Regions from separate parts of the Mus musculus genome. Here region 2 is linked to region 1. A link is a loop called in an ENCODE intact Hi-C map of the cell type or tissue named here. Cell type or tissue: left cerebral cortex. All regions are shown on one strand.

Region 1 (5,000 bases):
AAATAGAGAAAAAATACCCTACACTGACTTCTAGCTGGCACATTCCTTGGGCTTGGCTTGGCTTGTCCACTAATTAGTACTGTCCATCCACTAGTGGAAGCCAAGAAGGTGAACTGGTAATTTAGTTTCATTTAGAAAGTAAAGTGTAACCTATTTAATGAGAAAAACCAATTTTACAGAAATTACCCCACAAGGTAAGCTTTCTACATTAGAAAAACCTTAGCTTTGGGAAAAAAAATTATCCCCCTATGCTTCTTCAATACATGACCATTTAACAGATCAGGCACTGAGTGGTAAAACTCTGGTAGAATCAGGACTAAAAGCCAGCTCTACTCTAGGTCTAAAACATCAAGGAAATGAGCCACAAGAATGCAGACAGAACAAGACTTTAAGGTCTGTACTTGGCAGACTTTTGAGAGTTGCAGCAATTTTGTACCTAGTAAGCCCTTACTAAAATATACTATGTGATATAGTATGTGGTTCTGTTTTACCTCAAAATTTTTGCATGTTTGAATTTTGACTTGAGATTTCATTCTGCATACTACTAATTCTCTACCCTCCCAATTGTACCAAAGATGAATTCACACAGTCAAGTATGCACTTGGAACCACTTAGTATTCTTTAACAGAAATTAAATATGCAAGCTTAAAAACAGGAAAAACACATGACCACACATATCATATTTAAATAAATTCCTATTTCTCATTGAACAAACTTTCCCATAGTTGCAAGAGTTTGTACTCAATTCACTGCAAAACTTTAAGTTTTAAGTCCTAAGTAGATCCTTCCCCAAAAATCCTTTTTATACTTATGACTGAAGAAATGACATTAGTCCCTGTGCTTAGTTTCCAACCATTAAAAGAAGAAGAAGAAAAAGTGGCACTGGTAAGGTCTGTACTGTGAATCCAGGTCAAGGAAAATAAGCCTTCCCTAGCTGTCAAACTCATCTCAACTTTACATGTCACTAAAGGAGATCAGGCTGAACTTTCACCTTCAGGTACAGAGATCTTCAGCTTCCTCTTACTACACTAAGGCCACTTCTGAAACCCAGAGGAGGAGGAAGTATCAGGCGCCTCCCACTTTGACCTCCAGCATCCCTGTAGGCAATTCCGGAGACTGCGAAAAATGAAGGCTTTAAGACAGACTGACACACACACACTGTCTAAGTTGCTGTGGACAAAATCTGTGCCCAGAAGATTTCTGTCAATTTGCACAGAATTATATCCAAATTATATTACTGTCCCGCGTCTGGTGGCTTTTGAATCAATAACCAAATCTCCTAGAGGTTCGTCTGGGGAGGAGTTGATAGGAAAGCCAGCTTTTCAAAGAACCTGGCTCTCCTAGAACAGCCACAATCCCAGAGTCCCTGTCCGAACCCAGTCAAAACTTACCCAGCTGCCGCTCGCGGCCTGAGCGCTCCCGCGCTTCTCAGGCATGGTTGACGCCTTGGGTGAGGCCACCGCCTTCCACCTCGGCTCCTCCGGCGACTCCCCGTCCGTGCTCATGCCGCCGTCATGCCAGAGCAGGTTCGGAGCGCTCCAAGACACTGGCGACGCCGCCACTGCGGCGGCGGGGCCCGAGCCTTCATGGGCTCCGCGATCCGCAGCGGCCTGCCGCTCGGGCGGCGGCGCCAGTGGCGACACCGGCTGCTGAGAGGACGCCGAGGCTGGATCCGTGCAGGAAGCGAACAGGGCCCTCAACTATTCAGTGGTGGTCGTGAACACAGGACCCCGACACTGGCAGTGAGTAGTTTTCAGTAGCGCCCGAACAGTCGGGAGACGGCGTCCCGCCCGGAGAACTCAGCAAAGGCAGCTCCCGCCTAGAACGCCCACCCCTCTCCAGAAGCTCGGGCAAGCTCCGCCCAGACTGCGTAGCGCATCAAAACTGCGTCATCTTCTAGGGACTCCAGGCCTATAGATTTTAACGGAGACTGGAAGGACCCAAAGCGTTCCTGATTGGATTAGACTGCCCGCGAGTCCTAGGGACTGTTTACTCCTACCCCGGGCTAGAATTCCAACTGCACGTCATCCCACCTTCCCCCTTTTCGTGGGTTTTAGGGATCTGACTTGGGTCCTTAGGTAGCATAGGAACTGAGTTCTTTCCAGCCCCTACCCCAAGTAAATGATTTTTTACTAGATATTTTCTTTATTTACATTTCAAATGTTATCCCCTTTCCTAGGATGATAGTTATAAAAAGAACAAACTGACACACAGCCCCTGGAACTGTAATCCTGCAATGGGGAAGTGGTCTACAATTGACAGGATTTCAGAAGCCTCCAACCATGCACTGATTAACAGAAAATTACACAGAATATATTGCTCAGTGGTAGAGCACTTCCCTGGTATTCCAATAGGCTCTAGCTATGCTCACTCCCCAGAGGCAAGCACGCACGCTCGCACTTACTAAACCTAGAACTTTCTTATCCACAATCTCAGGCAGATTGTCCTCAACCCTTCTTCATATATGACCCAGGCTGGCCTTAAATACATGTTGATGATCTTGCCTCAGTTTTCCATATGCTGGGTGTCGGTTTAAGCCACCACACTGGACATTGTTCTTAATTGTTAAATATAACTGGAGACAGAATGTTTAAACAAGTCAAGCACATTTACAGATTTCTGTCATTTTTGTAAATTATATTGTTAATCTCACAGACGTGAATCGAAAGATCACCAACCCAAATTATGGCCAGTTTAAAGCAAGATTTATTGTGTACAAACCAGAGACAAATCAGCAGCTGTCTCCCCCTAAAACGGGGTTCACAATACCAGCCCCAAGCCAACTTCTCAAGCCCTTTATATAGGGCAAAACCATGGGGTGGGGGATTTTGCATGGAATCGTAGATACAGAAGTGAAACCAGGTGGTCAAGGTTAAAGTGGGTCATGGAACAATGGGTATTGGTATAGAACATTCTCAAAAACAGGTAGCTGGGGCGGGAGGTATTACAGTACATTCTATGGTTACTGGGCTAGGGTGCAGCCCATCTCTGAGAAATATATAAACTTCAAGTTTTATAGTAAACAGAAACTTAACTTGGCTATAGACTCGAATTGAGATGGGCTGGCTTCTCAATATCCTTTAATGAGCCTAAGTTTTCCTTCTGTTTCAACCATGTTTTGTTGATTCTGAGCCTGCCCTCTATACTACCTACACAAAAACATCTAATACCATTTGGTTAAAATGCCAGCCTGGACCTCGTGTCTTTCAGATATTCTTTGAATAAATTCCAGTTTGTGAAAACTCAAATTGAACTGCAATGATTTAAATGTAACCTGGAGGACTGGAGGGATGACGCAAAACTAAAAGCACTTGCTGTCCTTGCAGAGGACAGAAGTTCTGTTCCCAGCACCAGCACCAGTGTGGCATCACACAACTGTAACTCAAGATTTGGGGGTCTGACACACTCTCTGGCCTTAGCATATACATGGTACACACACACATACACACATGCAGGGAAAACATGTACACATGCAAGTATATATAACCATGTTTGATGCCTTGATGTGTAGTGTTGGGACATGAAACTCATCAAGTGCACCACCTTTAAGCCATTTTTATTTTTATTTATATACATAAGTCTGAGTGTTATATGGATGTGTGATGCACATGGGTAATCATGGATGCCTTTAAAAAGTGGCCTATTCCCTGGAGGTAGGGCTACTGGAAGTTGTGATCCACCCTGCATAGGAACTGAGAACTGAACTCCTATCTTGGGAATCAAACTCAAATCTTCTGAAAGAGCAGTATGGGCTCATAGTCATTAAGCAATCTGTACAGATTTGTTTCGTTTTGTTTGTTTATCTTTGGAGCTGGAGTTAACTAAGTAGCCCTAGCTATCCTGGAAATACCTATGTAGATTAGGCTGGCCTTGAATTCACAGAAGTCTACCTACCACTTCCTCCTGAGTGGGTGAATAAAGGTCTATACTACCAGGCCTCACCACTTCTTTAAAAAAAATAATAATAAATAAATAATAATAAATGAAATTAAATTTATTGCTGGGTATGTTGTTTTATGTATCTATGTGAGTACAGCTCATGTGTGGAGGTTAGAGAAGAACTTTTAGGGGTTTCTTTACTTCTTTCACCACATGAGTCCCTAGCATTGAACTCAGGCATTCAGGCTTGGAATAAATTTCCTTTTTCTCTAAACCATCTCGCTAGCCCTTTATGAAATAATTTTTTTAGAGATTGTTTATTGTATGGCATTTAAATCATGGAAATTGATTATGTTCTAATTCAAGTGAATACCATGTATTCCACATAATTTGGCATCTTATAGAATTAGAAAAATAATGATTCTCACTAACCAGTATTACCATGTTTGGTCCAGGAGTACTCTGTATTGACTCATGACTTAGATTCATATTAATAAAAAGATACACAAGAGGAAACATCTCTTTCAGCGTGGAAAATAACTTTGGGTTAAAAAACAAAATGAAAATTATTTCTTCTCATTAGATTTCCGCAGATATAGATAGAGAGAGAGAGATGATATAGGTATAGATATAGGTATAGATATAGACACTACTCTTATTCTCAGAACATGAATTAATATCTTAAAATTTCAACATAAAAAGTATGGAGAGAGGGCTGGCGAGATGGCTCAGTGTTTAAGAACACTAACTGTGCTTCCAGAGGTCTTCAATTCCTAGCAACCACATGGTGGCTACAACCATTTGTAATGGGATCTGATACCTTTCCTCTGGTGTGTTTGAAGTCAGCTAAAGTGTATTCATATAAATAAAATAAATCTTTTTTAAAAAGAAGTTTGGGGAGACTTCCATAGTGAGTGAACTAGCATTTGATAAGAAAAGATAGGTTGAGTATGATGGTACTTGGCTTTAATTTCTAGTACTCTGTAGGCAAAGGCAAGGCAAGGCCATCCTGGTCAACTTAGAAAGTGCCAAGCCTACCAGGGTTACATACTGAGACCCTGTCTGGAAAAAAAAAAAAGGAAAGATAGATGTTCAAGTTGCCCGGGTAGACAAAGAGTTAG
Region 2 (5,000 bases), 750 kb before region 1:
CCCAACATGGCAGAGAGATCGAGTCTTTTCTGGTAGTCAGTTTCCATCAAGGTCCATCTATGAACTCCCTTGTAAAAATTCAGTTTTGAAAAGAACCCTGCTAAGTCATTGACATTTTCAAGGCTGGCTACGCCCATGCCTGGATCATTCTACCTCAGGGGCATGCCCATCTCCAGTATTGTCATCACCTGGGAAGTTAATCACAACTGCTTAATGTATTTATTCATTTATTTTTTTGTCATTCCTGGGTAGCATGGGGTTTCTCAGGCCAATTGGGAATAATGTCAGCCTACAGCCCACCTGTGTATGGCCCTTTCTAGAACTACATAGCAGGATTGTGGTCTTCACTGGCAATGTGGACAGGCACTACTGAAACTAGCACTTCAACCTTCTTCCAGTCAGCCTAATATGTAAAACCTGCAAGTTTCTAGAACAGTGGTTCTCAGCGCTGTGACTCCTTTGACAAACCTCTATTTCCAAAAAAAAAAAAAAAAAAATCTACATTATGATTTATAACTGTAGCAATATTAGTTATAAAGTAGTAACAAAAATAATTTTATGGTTTGAGTCACACAGGAGGAACTATATTGAAAGGTCACAGAATTAGAAAAGTTGAGACTCCTGTGCTGAGCGATTTACTCATGTTCTTCTGGACTGTCAAGTTTTGCCAGATATGAGACTTGAGACTGGGTATAACATTACATGTTTATCTTAGCCCTTAGAAGGCTGAGGAAGGGAGATCATGGGCTTAAGGCCAGCCTGGTCTACATAACAGGACAGTTTCCAACAATAATATACTGTGTATTTTAAAAACAGCTAGAAAAGTTCAACAAAGTAATTAAATATTTGAGGTAAGCTTATTAGCCCTATCAGATCATTTTGTAGTATACACATCATATCAAAAACACATTATAGTATAAACATACGTAATTATGTCACTTAAAAACTAGTGGGGCTGGCAAGATAGCTCAGTAGTAAAAGGCACCTGTGGCCCAGCCTGACAACCTTATTTTGATGGCTAGGACCTGATAGGACCAACACTGTGGAACTGAGTTGTTCTCTGAACTCCACACATTTACCATGTACACACACAAAAAGAAAACAATTATCCCAAGCTAGATTCACTAACACATACCTAATCTGATGGGACACTGAGGTGAAATCCGAAGGCTCCAGAGCACCTGCCACCTTTTTCTTGCTGTACCATGTCACCCTGAATCAGTATTTAGTCCCGAACATTTGTCAACACATTACACACTGAAGTCCCACATACACACACACTGAGCTAAAATTTATTTTTAAGAGGTAAAGAAAGTTTTATACAACCTTTATATAAAACAAATATTCCAGACTCAGAATTAAGCACTAAGTTTTCAATATTATAAAGCTGTTTATAACAGGAGTTTTAAGTAGTGGTAACATTTAACCCATGTAAAAATGGCAACAGAATTCAAATCATGACTTGGATCCTCAATGATTCAAGTACCATGGTTTGACTCAATAAGGGTTTGGTCAGTTTTAAGCTGAATTCCTTTGGACATAGTGTCCATAAGTCCTCATTACCGCTACCCATCAATTCACGACAGGATAGCTGGCCGCGGTGGCAAGTCCACAGTGGTTGTCCCGGTCTTTGGCTATTTTGATGTAGCCTTCCATACCCCATTCACTTCCCCAGCTGAAAGAGATCCAAGGAGATATGAGAGAATTAATAGTTTATACTTAAAAAATAGGAGTGCACTTACCTCTGAGGGTTCTAAGATCTAAACATAGAATATATAGAGGCACTCATTCCTGTGGGTCTTCAACTCATTCAACTGCATGGAAGCAGGAGGCAGACACTGCTACCCTCCTCTATCACGCTCTTACTTTTTTTGATATAGGGGTGGCTCACTGAACCTGGAGCTCACAGCCCCCTAGTGCCCAGAACTGGGGTTACAGTTGTGTTATGCAGCCCATATGTGAGTGGTAGGAATCCAAGCATATATAGGTCCTCATGACTGAGTGGCAAGTACCTTATCCACCGAGTCATTGCCCAAGCCCCTCACTTATTTTGAGACAGGGTTGTGTGTAACCAAGGTTAATGCCACCAATTTTCTAAAAGCATGACACTAAGGCCAGTGTTGGGATAACCATGCCAGGTTGTATGCCGTGCTGGGAATTGAACCCAGAGTTTTGTGCATTGTAGGCAAGCACTTTGCCAACTATGCTATAGACTTAGCTCCCTCTTTTAAGAGGAAAATGAGGCAAACTAGGGAGCTTAATAGAAGAGTATGTTTCCACTTCCCATTACATCTCAATGAAAGATAGTTGTGAAAATTAATCCTGACAGGCTTTAAAAGGTTCTGAGATATGACAACAAAATGCAGATAATGCAGGGAGGCACACAAGCTGTACTTTCTGCTGGTTATTCCTTGTTGAAAACTAGAGAAAAAAAAAGAGCATGCTGAAATCATACAGCCTTACTGAAATTTTGGAGCCAAGTTTGGAAATTCACCATTACATATACATGTAGGTCTCCCCAACAAGCTTACTTTAGAATCTTAAATGCAGGGCTTTCACGCTGACTGAGAACAGCTTCCAGGATTTTAAAACTTAAACATCTGTGGACTTGCATCTACATATTGATTCCCCCCAATGAATACTCTTTTCAATTAAAGTATAACATTTAGAGTCTCTTACCTGTTCTTGACAAGCCAATATTTATTCTTATTTGAATCTGTTCCTTCATAGCCATAGCCCACCAACAGAACCCCATGGTCGAGGTTCTTGCTGCTACAGTTGGGTTCATAGTAGATGCCTGGCAGAGAAAAATGAACACTAAATAAGAGGTTGCTGTCACCACAGGACAGAAGCCCATTCTATCCCCCACAACAGGACTGTATCTCAAAATTCTGTAGCTTCACAGATCCCAAGCTGTGAAGATAATAGTCAAAAACCAGTAGTGACTATGCTGGGTGTGGTGGTACATGACTCATTCTCAGAACTCAGGAGGAGACAGCTCTCTTTGAGTTCAAGGCCAGCCTGCCATACACAGAGTTCCAGGCTAGGCAAGGTGACAGTGAAATCCTATCACAATATTTAAGATGGAGTTTTCTGTAGTCCAAGCTCCTCTCCCAACCTGCTATGTAGCCAAGGATGGGGTAAACTCCTGACCCTCCTGTCTCTGCCTCCTAAGTGTTGGGATTACAGGAATGAATACCATGCCTGGTTTATGTAGTGCCAAGACTGAACCAGGGTTTAAAGAATGCTGGGGAAAAACTACCTGAGCTACATCCCCACTCCCCTCAATTAAAAAAATATTCTATTGTTTTAAAGCCTATAATGGTAGGATCCATTTTCTAGCCAGATTAATAACCATAATCCTTGCTACTCTTAAATCTAAAGAAAAAGTTTATAGACAGAAAAGCTCTCTCCCTCTTTCCCTCCCTCCCCCTTCAGCCTTACAGCTGAACCACAGGTTCTTTAAGGCCCTAATTATAGCAATAAAAAAAAAATCTCTTGGAAAAAAATCCATATGTTGGAGAAGATTTATGTAAACTATGTTCTATCTATAGAGTAAGTCACAATAGTAAAAGAAATATTTCAGATGGTGAGATGGCTCAACAGGGAAAGGAACTTGTTAACAAGGCTCAGGGTCTGATTCTGGAAGCCACACACACCGGGAAGAAATGACTCCTGCAAGTTGTCCTCTAATCATCTCCCCCCACCCCCAATGCATTAAAACACTGAAAAGCAGAGGGTGCTGGAGAGAGCGGTCTCAGCAGTTAAGTGCATTCCCTGCTCTTACAGGGAACCTGAGTTTGGTTCCAGAACCCATATTAGACAGATGGCATACAACTACCTCAGTCCAGCACCAGGGGGTCTGATGCTTCAGGACTCCCAAGGGCATCTGCACGCACCCCTCCCCCAACATAAATCGCCAAAGTCAGGGAGGTGCTAATTCTGACCATTACCTGAACTATAGAACTGGAGAGACGGATGGCTTGCGTCCATAGCAACAGAAATAGGCCCCACAGTCGCCACAGCCTTCATGAGGGCTTTCTCTTGCTGAGGGATATCCACGAACCCTGTGTCATTAGCCACAGCGAACTCGGCTCTGTATTTACAAGATCCGTCCTTTGAAAGTTAAGGGGGAGACTTGATCACAACTGTTTACCTCTTAGAACATGAGCTCTAGAAACAAAACAGTGACTTGCAGCTCACGCCGTGTGAGGCCAATACTCAGAAACCATCCCTTGAACTAGAATGCTGTGAGTTACCCACTAAAGTATGAACTCTGAAAACCACATCTGGTAATGCTTCCTTTTCTGAAAACAAAGCCAGGATAAAACAAACCAATTACCTTCGCTTCATAGGGGTAAGACTCCTCCGAGTCCAGACCTCCATTTTCCTTAATGTACTGGAAAGCAAAATCCATCAGGCCTCCGTTACAGCCCTGATTGCCTTGAGCGTGAGAACAGTCCACAAGGTTCTGTTCACTCAGTGAGATCAGTTTGCCGGTCTTAAGGAACATCTGTCCTTCTAGGCAACCCGATGCGCTAAACGCCCAACAAGACCCGCACTGGCCCTGAAGAGAGAAAAAGGCTTGTAAGAGAAACAGCACAACAGCCTTTATACATGCACACTTTTTGTTTGTTTGAAACAAGGTCTCTATGTAGCCCTGGATGGCCTAGAAATCGCCCTGTAGACAGTATAGCCTTGAACTCAGAGATCCTCCTGCCTCTGCCTCCCAAGTGATGGGATTAAAAGTGTGTGCCACATCTCTCCCCACCCCCAGATATATTCATACTTAAAAAAAAAAAACAAGCCGGGCGTGGTGGCGCACACCTTTAATCCCAGCACTTTGGGAGGCAGAGGCAGGCGGATTTCTGAGTTCGAGGCTAGCCTGGTCTACAAAGTGAGCTCCAGGACAGCCAGGGCTATACAGAGAAACCCTGTCTCGAAAAAAACAAAACAAAACAAAACAAAAAAACAGTAAGACAGGAATCTGGGTAGGGCAA

The links. Peaks named below come from ENCODE experiments on the same cell type or tissue, not always from the same donor. Only the 100,000 strongest peaks of a DNase experiment are listed, where the experiment ranks them.
Region 2: it touches region 1 in a loop (4-fold over the local background); 1 of 42 quality-filtered maps calls a loop at or near these places.

Annotation. Positions count from the first base shown.
Region 1 is chr13:65,111,113-65,116,112 of GRCm38, forward strand. It overlaps Mfsd14b (major facilitator superfamily domain containing 14B), which reads right to left and starts at 1,870. Exons shown (of 12, transcript NM_133680.3): 1 at 1,392-1,870. The coding sequence starts at 1,505. In left cerebral cortex, a CTCF peak has its summit at 2,361; DNase peaks (open chromatin) are centred at 1,081 and 1,882; H3K4me3 peaks cover 1,725 bases; H3K27ac peaks cover 1,197 bases.
Region 2 is chr13:64,362,526-64,367,525 of GRCm38, forward strand. Ctsl (cathepsin L) reads right to left here. Exons shown (of 8, transcript NM_009984.4): 5 at 4,343-4,567; 6 at 3,954-4,116; 7 at 2,680-2,797; 8 at 1-1,675. The coding sequence ends at 1,573. Among named protein-coding and RNA genes, the nearest start is that of Ctsl, 5.5 kb to the right of the region's middle. In left cerebral cortex, a CTCF peak has its summit at 1,898 (motif pointing left); a DNase peak (open chromatin) is centred at 1,918.